Regions from separate parts of the Homo sapiens genome. Here all the other regions are linked to region 3. A link is a loop called in an ENCODE intact Hi-C map of the cell type or tissue named here. Cell type or tissue: CD14-positive monocyte. All regions are shown on one strand. Links, peaks and the distances in the headings refer to the core of each region. The heading gives the core; the rest is flanking DNA.

Region 1 (10,435 bases), core at 1,223-9,222, 180 kb before region 3:
CTCCGTGGACTCCCTGTATATCTGGACACACAGAAAAAAAGGACAGTCAAGTTTTTCATGTTGGACAGTAAGAATTTAATTTGTAATCTCTATTTGTCACATATGTCCATACTTTTCTTTGTGATAGTCTCATCTGAAGCTTCTGGAAAAATAGGGGAAGATCTTATGGACTGTTAGGTTGGAAGAACATAGCTGCCCAAGGCTTCTTAAAAGTTGACCCTAAGGGGACTTGTGGTTATAAATAGAATGCCGTTAGTTGCAGGAGAATACAATCCTGTTAGACTAACTAAAAACGACAAATTAATTGCAAAAAAAATCCATATAAAGAGATCAGTGAATTATGGAAACAAAAAGAATTAAAAGAACAAAAATTCCAGAGAGCAGAGTGTTTTGCCAAGATTAGCTACCTTTCACAGGCTATTTTCTTTCTTGGGATGTTTGCTGATTTGAAACACAGATCAGATCTGGTTCATGCAGAAGCACTGTAGGAAGGAAAGAGAAGCCAGCAAAGCTTGTGGCATTCATAGAAGCAACCACAACAATTTGGAAACAAAAGTATCCCCAAATGCCTTGCCAATTTTCCTCATAGTACCCTTGCTAAATTGAGGCTGAGTAAAAGGTTAGGAGTTTCTGCAAAGTAAGTTAAAATCTTCAGAAGTCCCATAATAATTGGGAGGAAAAGTTCCACTGGAGGAAAGGAGTCTGCTCAGAAGGTGGCTGGTCTCCCCAAGATTCTCATCAAATTTGGATGGAGCATACGGCAGGATACTACACAGCCCGAAACTTCCACTTTCTTTCAGAGCTGTCAATCAACAGTGTGGAAGAGACAGGCCTGAGGAATAAAAACATAGCTAGAAGTGGAGAGGATTTTACTAAAATGTCAACCCAGTCTTGACCTAGTTCAGCCTCTTGGATTGGGGTGATCACCTCCTCACCTTATCTGCCCCACAGAGAAAGCACAGATTCCTATCTGGTCGAAGTAGCATCATACAGAGCTTTGACATGTGCTTTGTCCACAATATCTGGCATACAGTCACATATTACTAACATAAAAAGAGGCAAGAGATTGTGATCAATTACCAGGTGAAACATACAAACAACATAAGCAGATGCAAAGAAAGAAAATGATATTTTATTTAGCATCTTAAAATTACATTTTGATACAATGATCAATATAGTAAAGAGATTGAAAGACAATATGAATGAAAGTGATGAAAAGATGTGGGGTTCAATCATTGAATCAAAATCTGTAAAAAGTAATTGCTCTAAGACTGAAAAATACAATACTTGAAATGAAGACCTCACCAGATGAGCTGAACAGTATAGCTGAAGATTGGCTCAGTGATCCCAAAGACAGATCAACATGAAGTATTTGACTAGAGCACAGAGAACACAAAAGAATACACATATCAGTCACATGCAAATCATAGTGCAAACCCCTTTATTCTTATTATTGGAGTTACTAAAGAAAAAAGAAAGAATAGGGAGAGACAAATATGTAAAAAAAACATAGTCAAGAATTTCCCAAAACTCTTAAAGCTAGCAATCTTTACATTCAAGAATCTCAGCCAACTCAGGATAGCTAGGCATTTTACAACTAAACTGCTGAAGATGAAAGACTTGCTGTTTCTAATAGGCTAGATGATCAATGTGCCACAGTCCTTATTTTAAACCTAAATAAAATATTTCACAAATTATTTGAATATCGCTAGTTTAAAAAGGAAATTCATTTCAACAAAGTCAAAACAAGGAACAGATGAAAGACGGATAAATTGCGTTTATCATTTGAAGGTTGTAGCTGCTTTTCAAAACAAATAGAAACCATTTGTTTCTAATTGTCTCATAACTGAGATAAATAAAACCAATTTTAAGGAGAAACTTTATGCCTGACAAGTATGAGTTAATTGGAACATTGAGAAAATAATTCAAAAGAAATGGAGCTTAGAACTTTACATCTTAACTCTTACTTTGTTTTGTTTTGTTGTTTTTGAGATGAAGTTTCGCTTTTGTTGTCCAGGCTAGAGTACAATGGCACCATCTTGGCTCACTGAAACCTCTGCCTCCTGGGTTCAAGCTTCAGCCCCTGAGTAGCTGGGATTACAGGCATGTGCCACCATGCCCAGCCAATTTTTGTATTTTTACTAGAGACGGGGTTTCACCACGTTGGTCAGGCTGGTCTCGAAATCCTGACCTCAGGTGATCCACCCGCCTTGGCCTCCCAAAGTGCTGAGATTACAGGCGTGAGCCACTGCACCTGGCCTTAACTCTTACTTTGTATGTTGAAAGTAAGATATACACTGTACGACATACTTTGTATGTTGAAAGTAAGATATACACTTTGTATGCTGAAAGTAAGATATACACTTTGTATGTTGAAAGTAAGATATACACTGTAGAAAGCTTGACTGAGATTGCTCACATACCAGAATAATAGAGAATCAGGTATAATTGTGGGTAGAATCAGAAGTAAGAAAATAATATTTACTGAGCCCTTAATAGTGCCAGGCATTAGACTACATTTCTTACAGAGAGCATTGCAGATATGAAATGAACTTCACATAGATCACACATGGATGTGGAAATGAACTCATTCATTAGCCTGAATGCCCGTAAGGTAAATCATTTTAGACAGTACAATATCTTCAGCTCCATCTCAGTTCTTTTTTCATTCCATTGAGAAATAAACATTCATTCTAGCTGCCAGCTTCTGGATTTGTCTGAAGTGTTGCAGATCCAAGTGGAATCAGCCTGGATTCCCATCGATTTCTTTCTTCAGGAACTGAGCTCGTGTTCCTCGTCTTCTTCCTCCTCTCAGACACTAGCAAGCCCTCTCGCTCTTCACTTGCACCATCCCCTCCCCACCCACAAGCCTGACTATGAAGTGGGATGTCACCCTACTTTTGCCTCCCCTTCCAGCACATATATTCATTTCATCTTAAACTGTTTCCGCTAATCACTTTGGGAAACAGAGATAATTAAAATCATAAGCATGAAGGGAAAAAAAATGAAATCATAAACATGAAGGGATTCAAAAACTCATCATTTGCTTGGAGCCATGCTTCCTGGAGCACTCTTTATTCTACATCTCAAATTATAACTAAGCACAGTTGGGATTCTGCCCCTCTTCCCCCACCCGTCTCAGCTAATTTATTTCTGGGTCCTATTCATTGATTGAATTAAATCCTACTGATGTCATGAAAACATCCAATATTTCCCTGCTCCAAGTGCTCAACTCACAACCCTGAGGCCCACCAGAAGAGGTCTCTGCTGACTCTACCAGCTATTTCCTCCGTAAGGCGGAAATCTCCAAGGTAAACAATCCACCAGCACCTGGTACCTCTCCTTACCCTGCCTCCTTGGAAGAAAGGGAAAAGAGAATTTAGCAGAAAAAAATTCCTCAAACGTAACAAAGTATCCCAGCCCCTTTGGACAGACCTATGTACCCATCTGTCATAAGTAAACCCATACAACAAGAATGTTGCCATGTCTTTAAAAATTCCTGAGGTCCAGCTCGGCGCAGTGGCTCAAGCCTATAATCCCAGCACTTTGGGAGGCTGAGGTGGGTGGATCACGAGGTCAGGAGATCGAGATCATCCTGGCCAACAAGGTGAAATCCCATCTCTACTAAAAATACAAAAATTAGCTGGATGTGGGGGAGCATGCCTGTAATCCCAGCTACTCAGGAGGCTGAGGCAGGAGAATCGCTTGTACCCGGGAGGCGGATGTTGCAGTGAGCCGAGATCAGGCCACTGAACTCCAGCCTGGCAACAGAACTACACTCCGTCTCAAAAATAAAAATAAAAATAAACAAAAATTCCTGAGTTCCTGGCTTTCAAACCCTCAATGTGTCTCCCCTATTCACTCAATTGAGTCATTATCTTTCCAAGCTAGACACATAGGAGCTATCTTTTCCTCCTTCCTTGTCCTTTCCATTTGATCTATGGTCATCACTTATTCCACTATTTATTTTATTGCCCCCTTTTATCCTCACTCTTTTTCTCTTGTATGTTGAATGTATCTGCTAGTTATATGTTAGTCACCCTTGAATTATCTTGAAAGAAACTGACAACAGCTGATGTTTCAAAGATTGACTTTCTATACCTGTTCTGTACTTTCATTTTAGTGATTATTTATTCTATTGTTTTAGCTTAATACTGTTGTTTTCGTACCTTAAATGACCTTGTTTCCCACAAAGCAGAGGGGTTTTTTTTTCGCATTTCCTATTTAACACTTTATAAACACAATAACCTAGGAAACAGGGTTACTTTATATCTACCTTCCGCTCCTCCAGCTTTGATTCCTGGCACACAGCATGAAAAGCAAGCAGAGGAACACAGCAGTTAGCAACTTTCACCACTTTTCATCTGTTCTTCCCCATTATTGAATCCATCTAAGGAAGACATCACTGTGACTGCCGGGAGATGTCAGGCCTCAGAAAGGAAGTTGAAAATTATGTAAGAAATGAGCCCAGTGACCTCCATTTCCTTGCCTCCTTGGTAAATAATTTGTGGTTTTCCGAAACTGGAGGCATATTTTAGAGTTCAAGCAAGGTTGGCAGTAAATTGTCCCAAGGATCATAAAAATGTGCACACAGGGTTTTGCAGACACCAAATCAAATAACTAAAGTGAAGTGAAACCAAAACAGAGCAGATGCGTGTATGCACAGGCATATCCCAGTCCCAGAACTGCAGACAGAGTTGTCTATCTTTTACTGTGTAACATAAATTCTAGAATATTAAACAGTTCAGTGGTAGGGAGGTTCAAGACACTCTTCCTTTAACCTCCAAAATATTTCTAACATCCAGTTTTGACTGTTTTTGTAAAAGAGGTAGCTCATGGGTTACAACTTCAAACTTCGGAACAATTCAGGGCTTAGCAAAGCCGTTGTCCACTGTTCTCATCTTCCGCATGTACTAAGAGAGGTTGGGAAGGGAAGTCAGAGCTGTTAGTAAAGAAACTATGAGGACAGAGGTGGGGCAAGCAAAGACACATGCTCTGGTGTTGGAAAAAAAGAAAAACAAACTTGAGGATCCTAGCAGGCTACAGATCATAGGGATTAAGAAGAAACTGGCTCAAACTTAAATACTAAGTGTTCACTTCTATTTCCCTTCTGAATAAAACGTTAAGTGATTGTGCCAATACCCTCCAGCAGTTAGCAGAACAGTCCCAACTAGAATACAGAACTCGAGACAGTAAGTTCACGGCTCAGTGGACATATACCCAGATCGCAAACCCTTACAAATAGGAATTTCTACATCCTCCCAATCCCTCCTGTGTTTTTCTCAAGGCACCTACCGGAAAGATCCTCTTCAAGAGAAACCAGGTCATAAGGCTTGTTCACTTCTCAGCTGCAACCATGCAATGGATCTTGAAATCACACAGAGGGAGAACCAGAGCCTCACAATGGCCTCCAGGGTGTCCACCATCTGCTGAGCTTACACCTCCACACGTTCTGCCACCCTCACCTCTCAGGCCCCTCCAGCTGAACCCCTTTTTCACTCTGTCCCAACCAGATGGGGCTCATCGCCACCTCTGTGTCTTTGCACTTTCTACTTCTCCCCCAGAGATCTTCTCACCCTGTTCTCTCTTCTCCCATAAGTCTCTGCTCAGACATTACCTTTTCAGGGAGGCCTCTCTGACCATATCATCTAAATGGGTAAATGACAACTCTTGAACACTCTTGTCCCCCACCTGGCTCTGCTTTTGCATATGGTACTTACCCCCTTCTTTTTTTTTTTTCTTTGAGATGGAGTCTCGTTCTGTCACCCAGCCTGGAATGCAGTGGAGCGATCTCACCTCCCTGCAGCTTTCACCTCCTGATTTCAAGCGATTCTCATGCCTCAGCCTCCCAAGCAGCTGAGATTACAGGCATGTACCACCACAACTGGCTAATTTTTGTATTTTTAGTAGAGACGAGGTTTCACCATGTTGGCCAGGCTGGCCTTGAACTCCTGACCTCAAGTAATCCCTCCACTTCAGCTTCCCAAAGTGTTGGAATTACAGGCATGAGCCTCTATGCCCAGCCCTCACCTTCTTATATTCTGTATATTTGTTTTCTCCCTCACCAGAGTGTGAGCTCTGTGAAGCCAAGAGCTTTCCTCCCTTTTCTTCACTGCTGAATCCCAGCATAAAAAATTATGTCTTGTACACAGTAGGATTCAACAAGGAGATCTATGTGTTATTTATATGTTTTTATATATCTCATTTACATATATGTTGTTTACATATATATCTTACTAACATATATCTCATATAGGTATATACACAAATGGTCCCTAACTTATGATGGTTTCAACTTTACAATGGTGTGAAAGTGAAACACATTCAGTAGAACCTGTACTTCAAGTAGCCATACAACCATTCTGTTTTTCATGTTCAGTACAGAATTCAATAAACTACATGAAATATTCAATACTTTATGATGAAATAGACTTTGTGATAGATGATTTTCTCCAACTGTAAACTGATGTAAGTATTCCACATTTACATGTTAAGTGTCTAAGCACATTTATAGTGGACTAGGCTAAGCTATGGTTTTTGAAAGGTTAGGTGCATTCAATGCATTTTTGACTTGGAATATTTTCAGCTTACCATGGGTTTATCAGAACATAACACATCATAAGTTGAGGAGCATCTTTCTCTCTATCTTTCTCTCTCTCTCTCTATATATATATATACATATATATACACATACATATACATATATATACACACACATATATATGCTCTGTATATATATAGAGAGAGAAAGAGACAACTCTGTTCTCTGAGTGTGTGTGTGTGTGTGTGTGTGTGTGTGTATGCACAGGCACAGAAGAGACAGAAAGAGAAATCAAATCATCCATGGCTAAATTTGAGAATAGATTTGTGTAATTATCTTTATTTTCCCAATCAAAAAGTTAATGAAGAAATGGAACTGACAAAAACAAGTACCAAGCAATATTATACTTCATTAAGGTTTTTCTCTTTTGATTTAATGACTAGACTTATTATAACTTCTTACGAAATAAATTATTGAGCAGAACACAGTTTTGTTGGGGACCAGGAATTTTCAGACACTCGGAACTCTATCCTAGTCTATCCTCTGGGTCTAATGGAAAGTTACTTGCTCAATGTTTATGTGAGCCAGGAACCAGCAGAAGTGGGTGGATAACTTCAGTCAAAACACAGGGAAATTTTAGAGGATGATGGCTGTCAGAAGTCCAGTTGCATATCTGGAAGCCATCTCTTCCTTTATTCATGACTTTAAGGACAAGTGGACATTTTTGAAAAGGTACATGGTGGTTTCTTTATACTTTGGCAAAGAGTCACTGTGGACTCAGGGTGTCCCAGACACAGGGAGCAGAGTGAGTGGCAGAGGAATCTAAGGGTGGTTCGTGATGACTGTTTGATCCAGCAGACACTTTTTAGACGTCTAAAAGGTTGGCATTTTATGGCCTATTTAGTCATTTAAATCCTCATGGGCCTTTGACCAGCAGAAGTGGGTGAATAACTACAGAGCAGTTCAACCTGAACTTCCAATTACAAAAAAGAAAAAGTGAGGGGGCAGGGGTTTGCTGGTGAATGACAGTCTCCTCCCTGAAAAATAAAACAAAATTAAAGTTAAAATAAAACAAAGTTAAAGACTACTGAAAACTAATCTAATAATATTGGCATTTCTTCCCCAAAAATATCAGCTTTAAAGAACTGAATAGAGAGTGGTGGAGAGACTGAGCTTTCCTTTGTTATCGTTCTGTTTTGATCATTTCACTGCTCCTACTTTATTTTAATAATGCGGCCAAAGACTGATTCAACCTCTCTCTCCCACTTTAATAAAGGTTCATTAGTGGATTAGGAGAGATTTGAAACCGAGCCCAGTGGAGTCAGCAGAGACAAGTTCCAAACGGCCATTCAGCACATTTTGAAAAGCGCCAAGCTAGCAACTTGGAAAACAGCCACCAATAAAATGTGGGTGTACTTGTGTACATGGAGCCCCAGTGGACAGACAAAGCACCCCTACTTCCAGGAAGGGCAACATGGCTCACCGAAAATGTTCAAGGCAAAGATTGTTGTGTCTACTCTGAGCCAACCCCAACAAAATAAATATAGCCCAACCACATGGAAAATCAGGGAGAAACTGATGACCACATATATTATTATAATCAAAATAAGTGAATAAGTGCAGCCACTTGTGCTACTCTGGGATCCCAGCATCCTCTTCGAAATCTACAAGCCCTTCTCTATGGAAGCAGGTCCCACAGTCCTACCTGGCCTACAGAGAGGGTCAATCACAGGTGTTTGCAAGCATGTAGGTGGTTTACACATCAATGCTTCACTTCCTTCTAAGCCTTCTCCAAGGGTGAAACTAAGGAGGGAGCTGTTGACTTCATCTTTTTTCCCCTGTTTCCACAGGTCTTATCAAAATTATTTCTGATGATATTTTCAATATGTACATAAAAATTCCACTTCTATTAGTATTACCAATAATGATAACAAGCTAACAATTGAGCACTTGTGAATTTTTCTAAGAACATTACAGCCGTTGGCTCATTTAATATTCAGAACCCTGTAACACACAATAACCCACACTCTTGATTGTCTGACTTAAGCCCTATCTATAATCTCCTTTCTCTCCCAAATTCAAGCAAAGGTGGTCAGGAGATACAAATCAGGCCCATAAGTGAGTTTCTGCTTATTGGAAATTTGAGAAAAGCTTTGATTTTCTGATAAAAAGGCAGACTCAGCAAAAATTCTCCCATGCCTCTTTTCCCTTCTTTTTGTATGAAAAGTAGAATCGCACACAAAGTATGGCAGAGACAAAAAACCTCATTTCTCTCACACTATTGATCAGCAGCACCTGCTCTTTGGGTTTCTCTTTGTTTAAGCTACTGTAAGTCATACTTTCTGGTACCTTCAGGCGAAGATATTCCTATCCGGTGCCATTTATAGGTGAGGAAGCTGAGACATGATAAAATGAAGCCATCTGTCTAAGATCACCCAGGTGGGAAATGCAAAAGCTTATCTTAAACTCAAACTCTTTTTTTCCCAGAGCCCACATTACTAACCACTATGGCATGCTGTGATGCCCCTGGCAACCATTAGATTAGAAATATGGACATTCTAGGCTGGCCCAGTGGTTCACACCTATAATTCCAGCACTTTGGGAGGCCCAGGTGGGCAGATCACTTGAGCTCACAAGTTCGAGACCAGCCTGGACAACATGGCAAAACCCCATCTCTACTAAAAACGCACACAAAAAGAACCCAGGCATGACGGTGCGTGCCTGTAGTCCCAGCTACTCAGGAGGCTGAGGCAGGAGAATTGCTTGAGCCGGAGAGGCAGAGGTTGCGGAGAGCTGAGACTGCACCACAGTACTCCAGCCTGGGCAATAGAGCCAGAAAGGAAAGAAAGAAAAAGAAAGGGAAGGGAAAGGAAGGGAGGAGGAAGGAAAGGGAAGGGAAGGGGAGGGGAGGGGAGGGGAGGGGAGGGGAGGGGAGGGGAGGGGAGGAGAGGGGGAAGGGGCAAGGGGGAAGGGAAGGGAAGCCGCACGCCACCACACCTGACTAATTTCGTATTTTTAGTAGAGATGAGGTTTCACCATGTTAGTCAGGCTGGTCTCAAACTCCTGACCTCAGATGATCCGCCCAGCTCGGCCTCCCGAAGTGCTGAGATTACAGGTGTGAGCCACTGCGCCCAGCCTATTGTGATTCTTTTACTCAAGTTCTCTATACAACTTTCCTATTAGCTACAGAAACACAAAGTCAAGTTCTGGATCCTCTTGCCTCTGCTTGCAACTCTGTTGCCATCTCGCCCATCCTAGATCTAGCCAATACTTCCCTTTAATTCTTTAATTTTAAATGCTTTTAATCTGTGGAATATGCCAGTATGCCAGAAGTTCCCTAACTATATTCATTTATATGATGCCAAGGGAAAATGGAAAGAGGAAGAAAGGAAAGGGGGTGGGGGATGGGAAGGGGAAGATGGGGGAAGGGAAGAAAACATTGTTATAACTAATTTTACCAGAAGTGATACATTGTGTTGGGATAACCTTTTTAACTTTCTATTTGGAAATAATTTTTAACATTACAAAGGGTTGCAAAAATAAAAATAGTACAAAGATCATCCATCCATTTAGCCTTTACCCAGATTTTGCTGCTGTTAATAGTTTATTCCCATTTGCTCTGTCATTTGCAATAGATGATAGATGATCAATAGATCAATAGATTGGTAGGCTGACAGATGATTGATAGACAGATAAATAGATACTTTTTTTCTGAACATTGTTTTTTACCCCTAAATACTTCAGTGTATCCTATGGCATATTCTTTTCTACAATCACCATACACTCATCAACTTCATGTATTTGCACTGATACAATAATTTTTTCTAATCTAACAATCATATTCTAGTTTTGTCCATTGACCAAATAATATCCTTTCTTGCATTTTCTCCCTCC
Region 2 (10,435 bases), core at 1,121-9,120, 100 kb before region 3:
ATCTCAGGAAACACCAGGGGTCTTTTAGACTTTTCTTAGTGAAGTAGTCACAACCCAAGAAATATCTTTCTCTGGTTAATTTTGAAGGATTCCTAGCATGCTTTGTTGTGATTGAAAAATTCTTTTCTTTACAAAGGGTAAGGAAGAAGGGTAGCAGAGGGTAGGAAAAGTTGAGACTAGAAAACTTGTTTTCCCAGTGATGAAATAATCCTTCCCCCAAATGATTTTATTCTTAGGGGCTCTTAAATTTCATTCTGTAAAAAAGAAAGTTCGAGCAACCTAGCCTGGGAGAAAGAGGAGAAATCCGCAGACCAGAAGAACAACTGGCCAGAGAAAAGTGATGTCAGAAAGCAGCATGCTGGAGGAGCAGCTCCAGCAGAAGCCCTGGAGAACAAGGGGAGATTCAAAATCACTGGACTTGACAATGAGGAGAGAGATTATGACCTTCAAAAAAGCAGCGTCAGCAGAAAGGAGCGGTTACGCTTTGCTCGATGCAAGTTACCCAGAAATCATCCCCTCTAATCCTGTACTTCCTGACATCGCTTTCCCAACTTTTTGTAAATACTCATATGTCAGGCTCCTCCAATTCCATTGGTTAACTCAAGAAAGCAGAAGAAAACTTTATGTGAGTAATAAAACTGTGGGTTTGGTGATACTCGTGATCATTTGTAAAACCACATGTTTTAACACGCACACAGAAAATTCACTTTCAAAAAACAGTTGTTGCCAATTTTCTGTTCTCTGTCACAAAGTGGCTCCAGGTTGAGTTTCCAAAGCCTACATATTTGTGGCTGCCTTTCTGGAAAAATGCTAACAATGAACTCCACATCCAGCCTCGTCTCAAGCAGATTTCTGTTGGCCGCAATTATGAGAAGGTGTACGAATCGGTCCATACCCTAAACATCCATGCTATTCTCCGTTTTTGTATCCTTATCAGAAAACTAAACCACATCCTCAAGCTAGTGTTTGTTTTTAAACCAAGCAGAGTTTCTGGCATCCTTGTTTAAGGTACTGAAATTTTGTGCAGATATCTTTACCACATGCTTTGAACTTCACCCATCAGTCATGATTAAATGCTCTCAATTCCCACACCCCTGTGTTCATGTATGCTTTCATTTGCAGATAGAGAGATAAAGATATATAGAGAGAGATATACACAGATATATATACAGATATATCTACCATATATATAAAACTATATATATAATTTGAAGTTGGTCATGACTTTAGGTACTTTCATTCATCTAATTATATTACTAGAAGCTCAATCCTAGGAATATTTGCCAATGAATACTTTCAAAGTTGAATCCCACAGCCAAATGAATTAGTGTTATAAGATGGTACCGTTGCATTCAATAAACCTTACATTTAATGTAACATGCAAAACGTTTTCCAAACCACCAACCATTCCCAGACTGTTTGAAATACAAATACGTCCACAGTAGCATGGCCTAGATGATTTCTTATGTCCGTCGGACTAAGCAATTTCATAAAGATAGCTGATTTTTAACAGACATATTTCAAGTTCAATAATGCAAACAGATGAGTCAAACAAAAGCAGTATTAGTGTTAGTATCATTCAGGGTTCTTTAGAGAAAAAAATTAAGAGGATGTGTGTGTGTGTGTGTGAATATAAATACATATACATATAAATGTATATGTACACATTTTTCAGAGAATTACTTCAAGGAATTGTCTTGTGTGACTGTGGGAGTTGGCAGGACTGAAATACTTAGGGCGGGGGACAGGATAGAAACCCTACCAAGATTTCTACTTTATAGTCTTGGGGCAAAGTTTCTTCTTCCCCCGAGGAAGCCTCAGTTTTTGCTCTCAGGCCTTCAATGGATTGGTTGAGGCCTACCTGTATTATCAAGGCTAATCTCTTTCACTTAAAGTCAGTTGATTGCAGATATTAACCACATCTACAAAATACTCTCACAGCAACCTCTAGATTAATGTTTGATTAAATAACTTAATACAATAGCCTAGCAAAAGCGACATATAAACTCGACATCAAAGTTGACTATCACAGTGTGGCAGTCCTTATGAATACAGAATGTAGTTCCAATATCAGCAAAGTCTAAATCAGATTGGGACGATGTTGCAAAGATATTGAAGGCATAGCTCCTTTTGTGCAAGAGAAGATCATCTAATGAGATAAACTGACAGTCATGGAAAATTGCATAAACATACATATGCTACAACCACACAAGCTGAAGAGAGACATCTCTGCAAGGCCAAAACCCAACACCAATTAATTCATTGATTTTAGTCCTCTGTACACTTGTGCTATCAAAACAAAAATCATTTGTCTTAAGAAAACCATACCATTATTAAAAAGTAAAAAAATTACAGATGCTGCCCAGGTTGTGAAGAAAAGGGAATGCTTATACACTGCTGGTGGGAATGTAAATTAGTTCAGCCATTGTGGAAAGCACTCTGGCGATTTCTTAAAGAACTTAAAACAGAACTACCATTCCACCCAGCAATCCCATTATTGGGTGTACACCCAGAGGAATAGAAACCATTCTACCACAAAGACACACATACACATATGTTCATTGCAGCACTACTCATAATAGCAAAGACAAAGAATCAGCCTCAATGCTCAATGGTAGACTGGATTTTTAAAACGTGGTACACACACGCCATGGAATACTATACAGCCATGAAAAGGGATGAGATCATGTCCTTTGCAGCAACATGGATAGAGGTGGAGGCCATTCTCCTAAGCAAACTAACGCAGGAACAGAAAGCTAAATATTGCATGTTATCACTTATAAGTGGGAGCTAAACATTGAATACATATGGACACAAAAAGGGGAACACAAACACCAGAGTCTACTTGATGGTGGAGGGTTGGGGGAGGGTGAGGATCGAAAAACTCCCTATTGGGTACTATGCTTATTACCTAGGTGGCAAAATAATCTGTACATTAAACCTCTGCAACATGAATTTACCTATGTAACAAACCTGAATATGTACACCTGAACCTAAAATAAAATAAATGAAAACCATATCACATTAAAGAAACAATGTTATCTTAGGGAACAAGGTCTCAAATTATACAAATTTTAATTTTGCCCAGGATATGTAATAGTTTTCTGTTGTCAAGGTGATTACTTTTTTTTCTTTTTCTTTTTAAATCCTTTTTTTTTTTTTTTTTTTGAGACAGAGTCTTGCTGCCAACCAGGCTGGCGTGTAGTGGCAACATCTTGGCTTACTGCAACCTCCACCTCCCAGGCTCAAGCGAGTCTCCTGCCTCTGCCTCCCGAGTAACTGGGATTACAGGTGTGAGCCACCACATCCAGCTAATTTTTGTATTTTTAGTAGAGATGGGGTTTCACCATGTTGGCCAGGCTGGCCTCGCACTCCTGGCCTCAAGTGATCCACCCACCTTGGCCTCCCAAAGTCCTGGGATTACAGGCATGAGTCACCACGCCCAGCCATGATTACTCTTTTATCTTGACAGTATTATATAAAATAATTATGAAGCCACCTTATGAATATTCTACCCAACTTCCTTAAAGCTTTATCATATAAAAGAGCTATCATTAAGGAAATGAAAAAGATGAAGGACAAGGAAGTTGCTATTATGAGCAGAATCACTTTTATCCTGGTGGCCATACTTCTTTTACATCCTGGTTTCACTTCTTTTTTGTCCCTTTACATTTTAAAAAAGAAACTACCATTAGAAAACCAGAACTATCAAAATATCAAATCTCTTGTTTTGAGCTTTGTGATAGTTAATTTTCCTGTCAACTTGGCTAGGCTATGGTGCCCAGTTGTTTGGTTAAACACTAGTCTAGATGTTGCTGTCAAGGTATTTATGGATGTGGTTAACATGGAAATCAGTAGACTTTTAGTAAAACACAATACCTTTCATGATGTGATGGGCCTCATCCAATCAGTTGGAGGCCTTAAAAGCAAAGACAGAAGTTTCTCTTAGCTAAATTTCCTACCAGTCTGCCCTACCAATTTTGGAGTTGTCACTCTCCAGAATCATGTAAGCCAATTCCAGTCAATCAATCAATAGATAAATGTATGTACACATGTATATATGTATATGTGTGTGCATATGTATGCATGTGTGATATGGTTTGGCTATGTCCCCACTCAAATCTCATCTTGAATTCCCATGTGTTGTGTGAGGGAGCCATTGGGAGGTGATTGAGTCATGGGGGCAGGTCTTTCCTGTGCTGTTCTCATGATAGTGAGTCAGTCTCATGAGATCTTATACAGCAGCATGAAAATGGACTAATACAGTGTGTGTACTGTTTCTCTGGGAACATTGACTCATTGACTAAGGCAAGCTTTTTTTTTTTTTTTTGGTTTGCTTATAAATATTTTAGACAAGAGATACAACTTATTGTAACAAAAAAATCTTTTATATACCTGTGTGTTAGTCTGTTCTCACTCTACTAATAAAGACATAACCTAGACTCGGTAATTTATAAAGGAAAGAGGTTTAATGGACTCACAGTTCCACATGGCTGGAGAGGCCTCACAATCATGATGGAAGGCAAAGGGGAAGCAAAGATGTGTCTTACATGGAAGTGGGCAAGAGAGCTTGTTGGGGAACTCCCTTTCATAAAACCATCAGTTCTCTTGAGACTTATTCACTGTCACCAGAACGGCACAGGAAAAACCTGCCCCCATGATTCAATTATCTCCACCTGGCCTCGCCCTTGACATGTGGGGATTATTACAATTCAAGGTGAGATTTGAGTGGGGACACAGCCAAACCATATGAGCTTGTTTTACCAGTAACTAAATAATTTATTTCAATGGTATGAGATCATCTTAAGTTTATTTTTTCAAAATATATGTATCTTTTATTTGGAATCTGATTATAAAAATAAATTGTAAAACATAATGACACTGAATAGTTATTGGATGATACCAAGAAATGTGTTAATATTTTTACATGAAACAATGGTTTGCAGTTATTTTATCAAAAGGAGAGTAATCTTTTGAAATATATATTTGGTACCTTTATGGATAAAGTGATAGAAAATTAAAGTCTTTCTATGGAATTGCTTTTGGCATTTGTGTTTTTAGTCACTCTTTTCACTTACATTTATTTATTACACTTACATTTCACTTACCTTTATGTTTCTTTTTATAAAAATAAAACAGATGGCCAGGCGCGGTGGCTCACGCCTGTAATCCCAGCACTTCGGGAGGCCGAGGCAGGTAGATCACCTGAGATCAAAAGTTCCTGACCAGCCTAACCAATATGGTGAAACCCCATCTCTACTAAAAATACAAAAATTAGCCGGGCGTCATGGAGCGTGCCTGTAATCCCAGCCATTCGGGAGGCTGAGGCAGGAGAATCGCTTGAATCCAAGAGGTGGAGGTTGCAGTGAGCCAAGATTGTGCCATTGCACTCCAGCCTGGGCAACAAGAGCAAAACTCCATCTCAAAATAAATAATAAATAAATAAATAAATAAGACATATAAGATTTGCTACAAGAAAATTTATTTCAATAGTGTGACTACATCCTATTTAATTTCATGTTGTATATTTTTAAGGACAAGAGAAGGAAAAGGAAAAAAAGTTCACTGAATGCTTCCTATGTGCCAGGCTCTGTGTAGGTTATCTTTTAATTCTCAGAGCAGGAGTGGTGGATGGTATTTTAGTCATTTCACAGTGGGGAAAATAGTGGTGATGGAAGTGAGTATCAGTGAGGATAACAGACTGCTTCAACTTAGCTTAAAAGTAGAGAGATGGACGTTCTTCCACGAGAGTCGTCGGGGTTTCCTGCTTCAACAGTGCTTGGACAGAACCTGGCGCTCGTCCCCCACACCGGCCGGCTGCCCATAGCCAGCCCTCCGTCACCTCCTCACCGCGCCCTCGGACTGCCCCAAGGCCCCCGCCGCCGCTCCAGCACTGCGCAGTCACCACCGCGAACGCAGCCGCCTCTCCTTAGTCGCCGCCATGACGACCGCGTCCACCTCACAGGTGCGCCAGGACTACCACCAGGACTAAAGGCCGCCATCAACCGCCAGATCAACCTGGAGCTCTACGCCTCCTGCGTTTACCTGTCCATGTCTTACTACTTTGACCGCGATGATGTGGCTTTGAAGAACTTTGCCAAATACTTTCTTCACCAATCTCATGAGGAGAGGGAACATGCTGAGAAACTGATGAAGCTGCAGAACCAAGGAGGTGGCCGAATCTTCCTTCAGGATATCAAGAAACCGGACTGTGATGACTGGGAGAGCGGGCTGAATGCGATGGAGTGTGCATTACATTTGGAAAAAAATGTGAATCAGTCACTACTGGAACTGCACAAACTGGCCACTGACAAAAATGACCCCCATTTGTGTGACTTCATTGAGACACATTACCTGAATGAGCAGGTCAAAGCCATCAAAGAATTGGGTGACCACATGACCAACTTGTGCAAGATGGGAGCACCCGAATCTAGCTTGGCGGAATATCTCTTTGACCAGCACACCCTGGGAGACAGTGATAATGAAAGCTAAGCCTCAGGCTAATTTCCCCATAGCCGTGGGGTGACTTCCCTGGTCACCAAGGCAGTGCATGCATGTTGGGGTTTCCTTTACCTTTTCTATAAGTTGTACCAAAACATCCACTTAAGTTCTTTGATTTGTACCATTCCTTCACATAAAGAAATTGGGTACCAAAAAAAAAAAAAAAAAAGTGAAGAGATAGGAGTCTCTCTCCAATACCTATATATACCCCTTCCCATTGTAGTGAACTACATCCCTCGGAATAAGGAGGTTACATTATTATTGAGTGGCAAGCCAAAACAATCATTTCACAGAATCCTTCATGCCAAATTAGATATCTATGCATGACACAGAACCTAGAAAGACTTGGGTTGTGTTTCAAAGAAAACTTCCCCCAAAAGAAAATGAAGATGATTCTATATTCATGCCATTTATAGCCATAGAAGATCATGATATCATCTTTTCTGAAGGATTTTTTTAAAATCACAAATGCAGACAAGATCAGAAAAATGTACATATTGCATTTTATGAATGCAAGAAAGTGGACATATTGAGCAACTCTGTTATGAATGAATTGGATATATGATCTTATAGAGGGGGTTATACTTAAAAGTTTATGTTTTCTAACAAATATGTGACCACATATTCAGTGTAACCACTATTATCATTTGAACCTGAGGTCACCTTAAGTTTTAACCTGAAAGGAATGGCATGTATTTTGTGTTTGCGTGTGACAGAGTCTCACTCTGTCACCCAGGCTGGAGTGCAGTGGCTCAATCTCGGCTCACTGCAGCGTCAACCTTCCAGGCTCATGCCATCCTCCTGCCTCAGCCTCCTGAGTAGCAGGGACTACAGTCATGCACCACCACAACCAGCTAATTTTGGGGGTTTTTGTTTGTTTGTTTTGTTTTGTTTTGTTTTGTTTTGTTTTTTGGTAGAGATGGAGTCTCACTATATTGCCTAGGCCGGCCTCAAACTCCTGGGCGAAAGTGATCCTTCCACCTCGGCCTCCCAAAGTGCTGGGATTACAGGTGTGAGCCACCGTGCCCGGCTGGCATGCATTTATTTCACTTTGCCCCTTCAGGGAGCCACTTCACTGATCATTCTTAGACTGCAGTTGGCATGACTGGATACACTCTGTTCTCCTTCCAAACACTGCTTCCTTAGCACTCAAGGCTTTTTAGGTAGTGGACACTGGCCAGTCTAAATGGATTCCAGGTGTTCAGCGTGGAAACTGTATGCCTCTTCCTGGAAAGGATAAAGATTTGCTGTGGTTAACTTGGAAACCAAAGCAAGAGGGTGATTTGGGGCTGTCACCTGTGATGCTTAGGATCATTCTATTATTATGCTTTCTTAGTTTCCACTCCTGTGGAGCCATTCAATCAATTGGCACTCGGCTAATTAACAATCTGAAAATTACCATGGTTAAGGAACAGAGGAAAAGTACAGCAGACATTTAATTATGTGAACATTAGTCTCTGGTTAGACTGCTTTATTGATAAAATTTGCTGAAATGGGTAAGATTTTCCCGTTGCTAGGGCAACCTGCCTACAGGAATAACCAATCTATACATCATTCCAGCAAGCGGTCTTTGCAATTTAATAAAAGAAAAAATAAATGTAGCTACAGAGCCACATTGGAGAGAAGACACAAAATAAAATACAGAAGGGAAAATGATAATGCTTGAGATGGTGGGTGTTGGGTTTGAAGATTGGAGTGAAACATGGCTACTTTCCCGAAAGAAGGCCAACTCTAGGAAGGATACAGAAGAAATAAGATATAAGCAGCATATGGTCTTTCCCCTTCTGTCATCTTATTTTTTTACCACTTCCCCTTGCTCTCTCCTTTCCATCCTCATTGGACTTCTGGCCGTTTCTCAAATGTGCTGTGCGACCTCCCACCTCACTCCATATTTCCTCATTTGTCTGCTTGGAAACCTCTCCCCAGAAACACACATGGTTCCCTCTCTCTCATATCCTACCCTCCTCTTATCAGAGCATTCTTTCCTGACCATTATTTATGAAGTAGCCCCCTGCCACACCCACCACTGTCCTTGACTATCACTTTATAATACTTTCTTTTTTTCTCCAGAGCATCTTTCTCCATGTGATATTACATATGCATTTGCTGTTTATTCTCAGTTTTCCTTGCTGGAATGGAAGCTGTAGTAAGATTAAGATTGTTTTGGTCATTGCTCTGCCTTCAGCATCCTGAACAGTGTCTTGTTCTTTGTGCACACAGATTATTATTTGCTAGTATGTGAAGTTCGGCTTCTAAATTTTTTAATTAAAAAAATAAAAATAGAGACGAGGTCCCACTTTGTTGCCCAGGCTGGTCTCAAACTCCTGGGCTCAAGCAATCCTCCCTCCTCGGACTCCCAAAGTACTGGCATTACAGGGGTGAGCTACTGCATCCAGCCTGCTCCCAATCTTTAAAAATCTAGTTAGGAAAAAAAAAAATCCAGTTAGGGAAATAAAACCAACATATGTAAAGCAAGCATAAAGTGTTAATATGATACAAATCAACAAGACAAAAACAAACCCAAAAGCAGTGGCAATGGGATACAGAATGGGTTAGAAGAGAAAAGAAAAAGCATTCTTAGGGAAATAGGACTTTGGTCACTAGCAGAAAAATCCTTCTAAAACATCACGTGCGTCCTACCAGTCCTGAGCTAGATATTGCCTATTGATTCTTCACAGGGGCTAGAAGTATGGAGACCACATTTCACAGACGCCCATGCCGGCTTGGTTCCAGCCAAGGATCTGCCAACAGGAGGCTCTTGTGGAAGGTTAGAAGGAAGAAGGAGAGTACACATCTTTCCTTTTGAAGCCTTAGTGGTATCTAAGCAGTTGGAAGCAGGTTTCTGTAGCTCCTGACCTCTGAAAACCACACTCTCCTTTCCACTCCTCCAACCCGTCTAACAATTGTAATTTAATTCTATTGTAAATCTAAATCTAACCTAAATCTAATGTAAATTGTAATCTAATTCTCCATATTAAATACCTCTTTGCTGGAAATATCTGAAGTGTTTTTTCTTTTTCTTTTCCTGACTTAATCTAAGCTGAGAACCTGCTACTTCTTAGCGTATTTATTCTTTAATTCATATTCTCAATTAAATATGACTTGAATTTATATTCTTTAATTCATATTCTAAATTCTAAGGTTTACCTGGTGGGGAAGAAGGCTACACAGGCAACCACCCTCAAGAAAGCTCTCTCCAGATCATGTAAGCCCAGGAGTTCAAGACCAGCCTGGGCAACAAAGTGAGACCCCATCCTACAAAAAAATTAAAAAAGTAGTCAGGCATGGTGGTGCATGCCTGTGGTCCCAGCTACATAAGAGGCTGAGGCAGGAGGATCTCTTGAGCCCAGGAGGTTAAGGCACAATAAGCCAAGTTTGTGCCATTGCACTCCAGCCTGGGTGACAGAATGAGACGTTGTCAAAAAAAAAAAGAAAGAAAGAAAGAAAGAAAGGAGAAAAAGAAAAGAAAGAAAGAAAGAAAAGAAAGAAAAGAAGGAAGGAAGGAAGGAAAGAAAGAAAGGAAAGAGGGAGGGAAGACAGAAAGAAAGAAAGAAAGAAAGAAAGAAAGAAAGAAAGAAAGAAAGGAGGGAGGGAGGGAGAGAGGGAGGAAGGAGGGAAGGAAGGAAAGAAGGAAGGAAGGAAGGAAGGAAGGAAGGAAGGAAGGGAAAGAAAACTGTCCTAGATGGTTCCCTCTGGCCAGCATTCATCTGTCTTTTGTCTGAATTCCTAAATTACATATGGTAGTCAGCACCCCACAATTTTCACCTAATTTCACACTGTCATATCTTACTCTGTATTTTTTTCTTAAATACAAATTTGCACTCTCCAATTATATTTTACGTATCTAGAAGGCAAGCCTCGGAGCTTTTACTTTTATCTCTGGTAATACCTATGACAGTATTGGGCATTTTGTCAATACCCAATATATAAACGT
Region 3 (10,435 bases), core at 1,382-9,381:
TCCCAATTGATTCTACAAGATTTAACCATAAAACCCTGACTTGATAATGCTTCTATAAAGGTGGCAGATAATAGTTAAGCTTCTCCTTGAATGTAAAGGTTGACTGTATAGACACTAATGCAGAAGGTTTTTTCTTCTTTTTTAATACATCCTGCCACATGTAGCAAACACTATCAGGAAACATGCATTATTCATTCTCGTCAATAGTCTAATATGCTTTTTAGAGTCTGCTGTGTGTTCACATTGTTATTTATTTGCACTTAACGGGTGGTCCTTTCAAAAGCCCCAGTTATTGCAGCCTAACATATGATTTTACATGAATCACCTGCTCTTTTGGTCAATAAAGGGAGTAAGTGAACCACAACCCGCTCAGGAAATGCAAACTGCAGAGATCATTTCTGTACCATTTCTCTCTTCCATAGACCAGGAAACTAATAGATCATATCACCACAACTAATTTAGAATTCTCCAAACAGAGCTCAAAATAAGGCACAAGGAAAACACTTAGAGCAGCTGAGATATTTCTGCTGCTTCTTAATGGACTAGACAGACCATGATGGGCTTGGAGCCATGACAGGCTCGATCAATGTGGCCACCTGACAAAGACAGGCTGGTGATTAGGGAGAAGAGGGGAAGCCTGCCTACTCCAGAAATAACTGCAATTTATTTCCAGTAGTTCCTGTCTCCAAAAATAAAGGGCTGGTTCACACTTTTCACGACCACCTAAAATTCTTACATATTGACATTTTCATGTATCAATTTTTTTTGGCACCAACAGCAAATGTAGTATTTTCAGTCCTAATGCTATTTCATATTTTAATGATTTTCAGTGAAAACCATCTAAAATCCTTTATGTATGTCCTTGACATACTAAACAAAGAATTTGCTTTTTCCTTTGTCATGTTCAGCACTAACAGGGGTTTGGTAAATGTTTGCCAAATTAATAAAAGAATGTATTCAATCCAAAGATGAATACTATGCTGATATGGTTTGGCTGTGTCCCCACCCAAATCTCATCTTGAATTGTAACTCCCACAATTCCCGTGTGTACTGGGAGGAACCCCGTGGGAGGTGATTAAATTATGGGGGCAGGTCTTTCCTGCACTGTTTTTGTGGTGGTGAATGAGTCTCACGAGAGTTGATGGTTTTAAAAACAGGAGTTTCCCTGCACAAGTTCTCTTTTTGCCTGCCACCATCCATGTAAGACATGACTTGCTCATCCTTGCCTTTCACCTTCCCCCATGATTGTGAGGCCTCCCTAGCCATGTGGAACTATAAGTCCAATAAACCTCTTTCTTTTGTAAATTGCCCAGTCTCGGGTTTATCTTTATCAGCAGCATGAAAATGGACTAATACATATGCAGTGTGCCATTTCCAGATTCTACTGCCATGTTGAGTTCAAACAGCATAGTGTGACTTTCAATGACATTTGTCATCTGGTCCCTCCTTATAAATTCAAATGTATCTCCCCAGATTTCTCAAGCAAATGCTTCACCCCAAATTGTCCATGCTCACTTTCTGCTCCACACTTTTGCCTTCTTCAAATTTGAGCCCTTTAGCTACCTAAAAAACCAGGCACTGAGCCACAAGGCAACACCCAAGGTGTGAATCCCAGAGGGCTGTGACATTTAAAAACATAACAGAGGGTATTTGTCCCCAGCCATGGAATTCCAGAGACGATGCATTTCATCCCCAGACTTGGGGATGAAACACAAACTAGAATTCAATACCAACTGCCCCTTACTCATGATGTGACTCAGAACAAAGTCACTTCAACCTCTTATTTGCCAATGTTTCTGTATAACGTGTCTAATATTGGGAGTGAAATTTATGTAAACAGGAATCATCTGAGAAGCTTGTTAAAAATATAGGTGGGGGGAGTGTTATCTCTTTCCCAAGATAATTAATTAGTGGGCTCAGCATGAGTCCCAAGAATCTATTTTCTACCAAGTTGACCAGGTAACACCAAAACAAGTAGTGCAGGGGCTGCATGTTGAGAAATACATATACATAGCATTTGCAGTGACTTTGAAAACTAATGCTTTTGCATCATCTGTAAAACCTGAAACATGAAAATCCCAAAGACCAATGTGATTACTGCTGGTTACAAAGCTAAAAACAAGCACAGCAGAAAACCTAGCCAGGTCTAACCGAGAAGTGAGTGTGCACAGAACAGGTGGTGTCGGCCCCAGTGAAATCTCATCAGCTATAGAGATATACTGCCTTTGAGTTCTCTTTGCTACCAGAGCCACAAATAAATTAGAATGACCCAGACCTACTCTCCCTATCAGAATTTCCCCAGCAGCCAACTGCCGTCTTGTTAGTACCACAGTTTAGCCAGAGGAGGCAAGATATAAGCAGCCTGTATGGAAAAGCAAGAGCAGTGTGAGCAATTTCAAGAACCCCTGATGATAACACCAGGCCCTGGGCAGTCCCCTTGCTACCCCAGATGCTCCTGTCACTGGCAGGGGAAACACAGGAACGGTGCTGTTTGGCTCTGTAAGCTCCTTTCTTACACAACATGAAGCTTCCATTGTTCAAGGTTTATAGCCTGCCCTGTGAGACAATACTGTTTTCAGAAGCCTCCATTTTATGTAATTAAAGTTCACATTTCAGAAAACAGGTTTTCCTCTTTTAGTTCAAGCGGAACTTTGATGGCTTGCCAATAAGTTTTGGATCTCAATCCAATATACTCTGTGAAAAAAAGCACATAGGCAAGGGGATGAGAGACCACGTTCAGCTATGTGACCTGGGGCAGGGAGTCAGCCTCAGTGAACTCAACCTTTGCCTACAGAAGAAAATAGAAGGGGAGGTGGTTGTTAGCATTAAATGGAATATTTGCAGTAAAGGATATAGTTCAGCTCACTACACACAGTAGGTATTCAGTACATTTTACCTTCATTTACCTAAAACCATTTCCCAGCTCCATTCATGTAGAATAGAGAATAACTCTGAATTTCAAGATTAAGTAAAAGATCGGTGGGACCAATTACTGTATTCAACACAGGTAAACAATAGGAATTGATTCAATTATAACAAAAAGAATCACTCTTTTTGTTTTGTTTTTTAATCACTCTTTTTAATATTTAAATTCTAGGTTATAGCCTGCAATATCTGTTATATAATCTGTAGATTCTAAGAGCAAGTAAATGTTAATAAATCTCACAATGATAAAAACAGCCTCCTCACACTGGTAAAAGATGAATGCCATCCAGGAATACAAATGCCTGCATCCAGTATATACAGAAAAATGTCTCCAAGAAACTATCAAAAGGGAGAATGAGCCTCAAAATGTGTTCTAAGTCCCAGGAGAGACTCTATTTAAAGCAACCTCAGCAGATAGTGTCTTTTCCAAACTATTTCCATCTTACTGGCTTTAGGTTAGGTAGAAAGGTTGTGATAAAGGACCATGTGCCATATTCTGTTTCACCCAGTTCACTTGTTTGGGGTTCAGTTAAATTATCAGGAAACCTTTTCCCTAGAAATATTTTTTTTTCCACCCACAGCTATAAAATCCTATATTCAAACACAAAGTAAAGCAAAGAATTACTGGAGATCCTTCCTCAACCTTAGCATGCAATTAAGGCCACAAGTCAGCCACCAGTATTTTTTTCCTATAGGCTTAGAGAATCACTCTCCTTAGAAAAGCAGCCAATATCATTCATTGTACTTGATTTTTAAAACTTGAATTTTTAAACGATTTCTGTTCAACTTGGGATTCAGTCTCGTTACAGCCACTAAACTAGCTGCTGACATTAAACAAGCCACTGTTAACCTCCCAGGGTTGGTTATTTCATTTGTAATATAAATGACTAGAATTGTATCCTTTATGTCTATAATTTTTAGTTTTTGCACAAACGTGCAGTAATAATGTATACACACAACTAGATTCTATTGAGCACTCAAATTCACTTATTTATTTGAGAAATGACACAAACATCCAGGCACTGCACTAGAAGCAGGGCACCCAAAGGTCGACCCTGACTGCCCATAGATCTTTCCATTCTACATCATAGGAAAACTATGACTCTTAAAAGGGTCAAAGGTAGCAGAGCCGATGCTAGCCTGTGAGCTAAATTCTGACAGTGTGGCCTTAAACAATTTTAACAAATAAACTACAACAGAAAAATCAATCTATTCCACAAGAGTTAGAGTAGAAAAGAACTAGGCAGGCTCCTAAATCTTTCCTAATGTAGTTTTCTGGATTCACCTTGGAATGTCCTTCAAATTGTTTGTGCTCTGAGATATGGGCCAAGGTGGAAGCTGCAAAAAAGTGGGGTGCAGGCAAGTCATGCAGATACCAGACAAATGAAGAGCATGTGAAACCTCAGATGTCAACAAGAGGACACCTCAAGATTCCCTCAGCTGGGTGCAAATTCCTTCTGATTCAAAGACCAAGTTTCTACCCTACACACTCAGCCCATGCCTCCTTCATGTGAGTATCTTGAGTTCCCTATCTAGAAACCTACTCTGGTGTGCAGGACGTTGCTAAATGAAATATACTGGTGACAGCATTAGTCTTAAGAAATCATGAAATTGCAACAGATATGTTTGAGGAAAGGCATAGTGTCTTAATAGGAGTCAAATGCAAACATTGTCAACTTGAAACAGAAGGTGGAAGTGAAAGAGATGCATTTAACATGAGCAAATTTACCTGATTTATACAAGCTGGCAAAACTCTGCCTCAGTGATGATTCTGAATGTTCTATTATTTACGTCCACAGTCAGCCTTGCATCTCTACAACTTCCTACCCTGTAACACCGTCAAGAGTGGTGAGTGATGTGTTACACGTTGCAACACTTCCTGATCGACACCAGGCATCCAACGTGGGGCAAGAGGTTTCAAAATACATAGTGGCTTCAGATTAGCACAGGTACCACAGATTCCACATGATTCTCAGATGTTAAGGAAAATACAGAATAAAAGCTTGGAAAGTAATAGTAAACTATGACTCATGAGTCTGTTTTAATGGGAAAAAAAAACCTAGTGAACTTATTATAGTTTTAAGTGGGTAGATTACTATGTCATTAATGTGAAATGGAAGGACCTAAAATAGATTAAAAATTGAACCAAAGGGAAGGAGGATTTTTGTTAGAACAGCATGTCCTAGCTCTTGTGAATCTACACCTGTCCCTCACATCTCTAAGATTTCTTCTAGAAAATAAATGGATTGAGTCACTTCATCTCCAAAATTCCAGGTATCTCAAACACTAATACAATAAATACTAACATAGAAAGATTTGCAGGTCCAAATCTTTTACATGTTTGGAACAATGGGTCCAAATAAATAAATAAATAAAATGTTGCCAGTTAGAATAAATGATCATGTAACATGAAGAGGGGAAAATATCAAAGCTACACCTTCGTCAGTTCGAAGAAAGCAGAGGGTGAATTGAAATTATCTACGACCACCTGCAAAGAGGGAACATTTACCAAGATACCCGTCAGTCTCAGAAAATTCTTACTTCCTTTGGTGTCAACTGAAATCGTCTGTCCAATGTGGGATCTCTTGCAATAAGGATATCCAACATAGATGGTGCTTTAAGATTTATTCTCTCTGTTTTTATATTGGGCCTCTTTGCCTCTTTTTTCTTATTCAAACCTAAAATGTCTTCGGATCAGTCCTAAGCATGGTACATACTAAATTTCAGTATTCTAGATGACAGGATTCATACTTTGTAATGATTCAAAGGTGGGATCTGCAAATCTTCTCCAATTAAAATCTGATAAATAAATGTGATTATTCAAAAACTGTATTGAGCACCATGATGCACTGCAGATCCGTTGCAAACTGAATGCTTTTATCAACTTACCTCCCTTTACTTATTCACACAGACTTATTTCATTGGTAACATAGCTGTGAAAGTGACAGAACTGCATTTCCAAAAAAAACTACACTAGAATCCGAACCATCATCTAAGTCAGGCAAAAGCATCTTCCTTTACTTGGAATTATGGAATCTTGATTGTGATAGGTGATCCTAGTAGATTCATAGCACTTCCCAAACTCAGTCTACAAGCCCACCCTTGTAACACTGCCATGCATGAGTGCAGCTTGTCTGGAAAGGAACAGGCACTTTAAAAATGAACACAAAAGATGAATTACAATTATGTTAGCAGATATTTGTTTTTTCAATTACAAATAAATGAGAACTAACTGCTAAAAAGATAATCTGCTTATGACTATTTGCAAATTAATTATTCTCACTTGTCATAATCAACACTAATTTACCTTCAAGATGCTAAAGTTTTCCTGGTTTGTTCTCTGAGAAAAAATATATATATATTTTTTCCCTTAAAGATCTAGTCTAGTTCAAATTACCAAAAACTCAAGTATAGTACAAATGGAGATTTGTAATCTGAACACATCCTAAAGCTATCAACATGCAAGTTCTACTTATAATGCTTTTCCAAAATAGCTACGTACATCTTTTGCATAAAACAAAAAAAAACACTAGATACAGTAATTAATGTTGAAGGATTTCTCTGTTCCATAAAGCCTCCTGAATGTGTCGGTGGTCTTCTCATCACTGGTGAGTAAAACACACGTAAATTTGTTAATAAAGCAAGTATCCACGCTCTCCCTTGATCACAGATTCCAGTCTGTAACCCCAGGTATCGGGATGCACACAGATGGTGGTCAAAGCAACATAAACTTCTCAATTTGGTAATTGAGGGTCTTCATGATTAAGACAATAGTTCTGAAAGATATGGGTCATTCTGAGAGATTGGGAAGGACCATGATTAATCAGAATTCCAGCAAGACTACACAGAAAGAAACAAAATAGAGAAGAAAGTGGGGAATCTAATGTCATACTGTGCATCTGTTCTCCTAAAACCATCATTACACTTGTAAAAGATCATTATAAGCCAGACATGGTAGCTCATGCCTGTAATCCCAGCACTTTGGGAGGCCAAGGTAGGAGGATCACTTCAGTCCAGGGGTTCCAGACCAGCCTGGGAAACATAGTGAGACCCCCATCTCTGCAAAAAATACAAAGAATTAGCTGGGCATGGTGGCGTACGCCTGTAGTCCCAGCTACTGGGAAGGCTAAGGTGGGAGAATTACTTGAGCCCAGTAGGGTGAGGCTGTAGTGAGCCATTATCACGCCACTGCACTCCAGCCTGAGTGACAGAGTGAGACCCTGTCTTAAAAAAGTAAATACAAATAAACAAATAAATAATCATTACAGAGATAAGTCCTTTTTAAAGTAACTAAATATTTTGAACTTTGAAAATAATGAAAAAAAAACCAATTGATTATTTTATGATTTTGTCAGATGATTTTACTTGCCAGATTATGAGCTAGAAATTCTAGAATTCGTCTTTTCTTCTAGAGGAGAGGTGAGTATACTGGGCTACCTGAAGTTTTATTGGAACACAGCCATGGCCATTCATTGACCTATTATCAGCAAGTGCTTTCACACTCAAGAGCAGAGTTGAGGAGCTGCAACAGAAACTGCATGGCTGGGAAAGTCTAAAGTATTTATTATTATCTGGCCCTTTAAGAAAAACTTGACTGACCCCTGCCCAGAGTCTTAGATGAAGGTACTTCACTAGTGACTCAGTTCCTATGATCAGATGAGAGTGTGATTCAGGTCTAAAGGATATTGCAAAGATTAATCAGGAACTTTTTGGTTTGCAACAATATTATCAGTGAAAAACAATGTCACATGGGAACTTTTTAAGATTGGGAAACAAGATAGTCTTTTTGTTTCTTAACTCTAATTCCTTCTTCTATGTATTCTGCCTGAGAGCAAAGAGACAGGTTGCTACACAGCACGTACCAGGTCAAAAACTCTGGACACACAGGTTAAACTCCCCAGGAGGTGTGGTGCCAAGGCACAACATCCACAGAGAACATCTCCAAAAAACGTGCTTGGGTGTCAAGCAAGAGTTCCATCCCTTTCTGCTGCATGGCACACAGCAAGTAACCTAACCTCTGAGCCTGTTTTTACACAAGTACAAAATAGGGATAATAATACCTTTACATGAGAGGGGATTTATAAAAATTAAATAAGACAATAAAGACTTAAATGCTCCCTCTTGAGCAGATTACATGGTCTTGTGGCGCCCTTCTGATTATCTCCTGCCTGCCCACCTCTAAAGTTAGAATGTTCATGTTTGCGATGTTTCCATAATACCAAAAAATAATAGCCGAATGGCAAAAATGAAGCTAAAGAAAACACAGCTGTTTCTTATCATGAGCTTACTCCCCAGTCACAGCTTCCCTTTAATTCTCCCTAGACCTAGCTTTCTCATCTCCAAGTCCCAACCTAAGCTCCTCTCCTCTGCCCTCTGTCCATGACTTCCTCCAAAGGTTCAAGGGGCTGTCATCCTTGGCGCTCACCAATTCAGTCTTGGTGCACTTGCTGGGAGACCCATCCAGTTGAAGGGTTTTGAAAGCCCTCTGGGATACTGAGGATTCTTTGTCTACACTCTAGCGCCCACTAGATTATTTCTTGAGCTTCAGACTCATGCACATAGTGGTCTACAACTGACCCAACAGGATGTCCTTCAAACTCAACATTTCCCCAAGTGAGCTCATCACTACCTTTCTCACCTACCCGAACCTTCTTTCTCCTCTGCTCCCTCCCAAGAGATTAGAACCACATCCACCCCATCGCCCAGCCAGAAATGTGGGAGTCTTTCTGGACCAACTTTCACCACCACCACCGCTACCCTCACATCCAATGCTTATGTTCCACTAAATATGTTCCACTAAAATATGTTCATAACTCCACTGCTAGGTGCTAGAAAACAAAATATGAGCTGAAATACTGCATGGCCTTCTGAGAAAGCTTTTGTTCTTCCCTACCTCCTCCTGCTGCTAGACAAAGACAGTTGGAGCTCCAGCCGCTGTTTGGACCCTTCCACAGAAACCAACACTGTGGAAGGAAGAGCTGAGAGATGAGTCTGAAATCTTTTTAACATATATTTAATGGTTTTGTATTGATGTAAAATCATTTTATATATTTTAGGGGTACATGTGATATGTTGATACTTGTATACAATGTGTAATAATAAAATCAGGGTATTTGGGATGTTTAATGCTTTTGTATTGATGTATAACCATTTTATGTATTTTGGGGGTACATGTGATATTTTGATACTTGTATACAATGTGTAATGATAAAATCGGGGTATTTGGGATATTTAATGGTTTTGTATTGACATATAATCACATTATATATTTTGGGGGTACATGTGATATTTTGATATTTGTATACAATGTGTAATGATAAAATCAGGGTATTTTGGATATCTGAAATCTGGAAACTTGATCACACCCCTCAACTACCAGATCAGCCCTAGAACCCATTTCTGGAATTTAACATATGAAGAGTTAACCTTTTCTCTCACGTAAGCCATTTTAGTTTTAGGTTTTCTGTTCTATGCAGCAAAATCTAAATCTAACAGCGTGTAGATCGCTCAAAACCACTCTTCAAACACCAAAAATTCAGGTTAAAATATTTTGGCCGGGCGCTGTGGCTCACGCCTGTAATCCCAGCACTTTGGGAGGCCGAGGCGGGCGGATCACGAGGTCAGTAGATCGAGACCATCCTGGCTAACGCAGTGAAACCCCATCTCTACTAAAAATACAACAAATTAGCCGGGCATGGTGGTGGGCACCTGTAGTCCCAGCTACTTGGGAGGCTGAGGCAGGAGAATGGCATGAACCCGGGAGGTGGAGCTTACAGTGAGCCGAGATCGGGCCACTGCACTCCAGCCTGGGCGACAAAGCGAGACTCCGTCTCAAAAAACTAAAATAAAAATAAAAATAAAAATAAACTTCAATACATTAGACGATACAATATTCATGCGACCCCTTCCCCTATGATCATCTCTCAAACAAACTTTTCTCAATGACCAGTATTTGGAGTATAGAATCACTTAAAAATGCCAAGTCTGTTCATTGACTTCTCCACATAAATTATATATTGATGCTGTAAAAAATAAATAGTAACAAAAAATTAGACTGATTGTTAATAGTTACCATAAAGTCAATGCTGAAAATTTCAGAAAAGAATAGACAAGTTCATCAAAGAACACACTTTTTACGAAGTGCAAAGTTTTGTAAAGAACAAAGCGACCTTTTAAAGTCAAGTGGAATATGCCCCAAATTAAAATCAGGGCCGGGCGCGGTGGCTCACGCCTATCATCCCAGCACTTTGGGAGGCCAAGGCAGGTGGATCACTTGAGGTCAGGAGTTTGAGACCAGACTGGCCAACATGGTGAAATCTCATCTCTACTAAAAAAAACATACAAAAATTAGCTGGGCGTGGTGGCACATGTCTGTAACCCCAGCTACTTAGAGGCTGAGGCACGAGAATTGCTTGAATCCAAGAGGCGGAGGTTACAGTGAGCTGAGATCACACCACTGCACTCCAGCCTGGAGGACAGACCAAGACTCCAGTCTTAAAAACAAGAAGAA

Evidence for each region. Hi-C counts contacts between places; a loop is a spot of excess contacts. Peaks named below come from ENCODE experiments on the same cell type or tissue, not always from the same donor. Only the 100,000 strongest peaks of a DNase experiment are listed, where the experiment ranks them.
Region 1: a loop joins it to region 3, with 2.0 times the contacts of the local background. A loop is called at or near these places in 2 of 110 quality-filtered maps.
Region 2: a loop joins it to region 3, with 4 times the contacts of the local background. A loop is called at or near these places in 2 of 110 quality-filtered maps.

The regions. Positions count from the first base shown.
Region 1 is chr5:17,431,055-17,441,489 of GRCh38, reverse strand. LINC02217 (long intergenic non-protein coding RNA 2217) reads right to left here. Exons shown (of 2, transcript NR_134275.1): 2 at 1-21. Among named protein-coding and RNA genes, the nearest start is that of LINC02218, 7.7 kb to the left of the region's middle. In CD14-positive monocyte, for the core only: no CTCF peak of the experiment used is centred there; DNase peaks (open chromatin) are centred at 4,419 and 4,919; H3K4me3 peaks cover 2,046 bases; H3K27ac peaks cover 2,935 bases.
Region 2 is chr5:17,349,930-17,360,364 of GRCh38, reverse strand. It overlaps the pseudogene FTH1P10. Among named protein-coding and RNA genes, the nearest start is that of LINC02111, 32 kb to the left of the region's middle. In CD14-positive monocyte, for the core only: no CTCF peak of the experiment used is centred there; DNase peaks (open chromatin) are centred at 4,214 and 4,564; H3K27ac peaks cover 1,355 bases.
Region 3 is chr5:17,249,946-17,260,380 of GRCh38, reverse strand. All of the region lies in intron 1 of BASP1 (brain abundant membrane attached signal protein 1), which reads right to left. Among named protein-coding and RNA genes, the nearest start is that of BASP1, 38 kb to the right of the region's middle. In CD14-positive monocyte, for the core only: no CTCF peak of the experiment used is centred there; DNase peaks (open chromatin) are centred at 2,440, 4,510, 4,780, 7,590 and 1 weaker place; H3K4me3 peaks cover 2,603 bases; H3K27ac peaks cover 7,539 bases.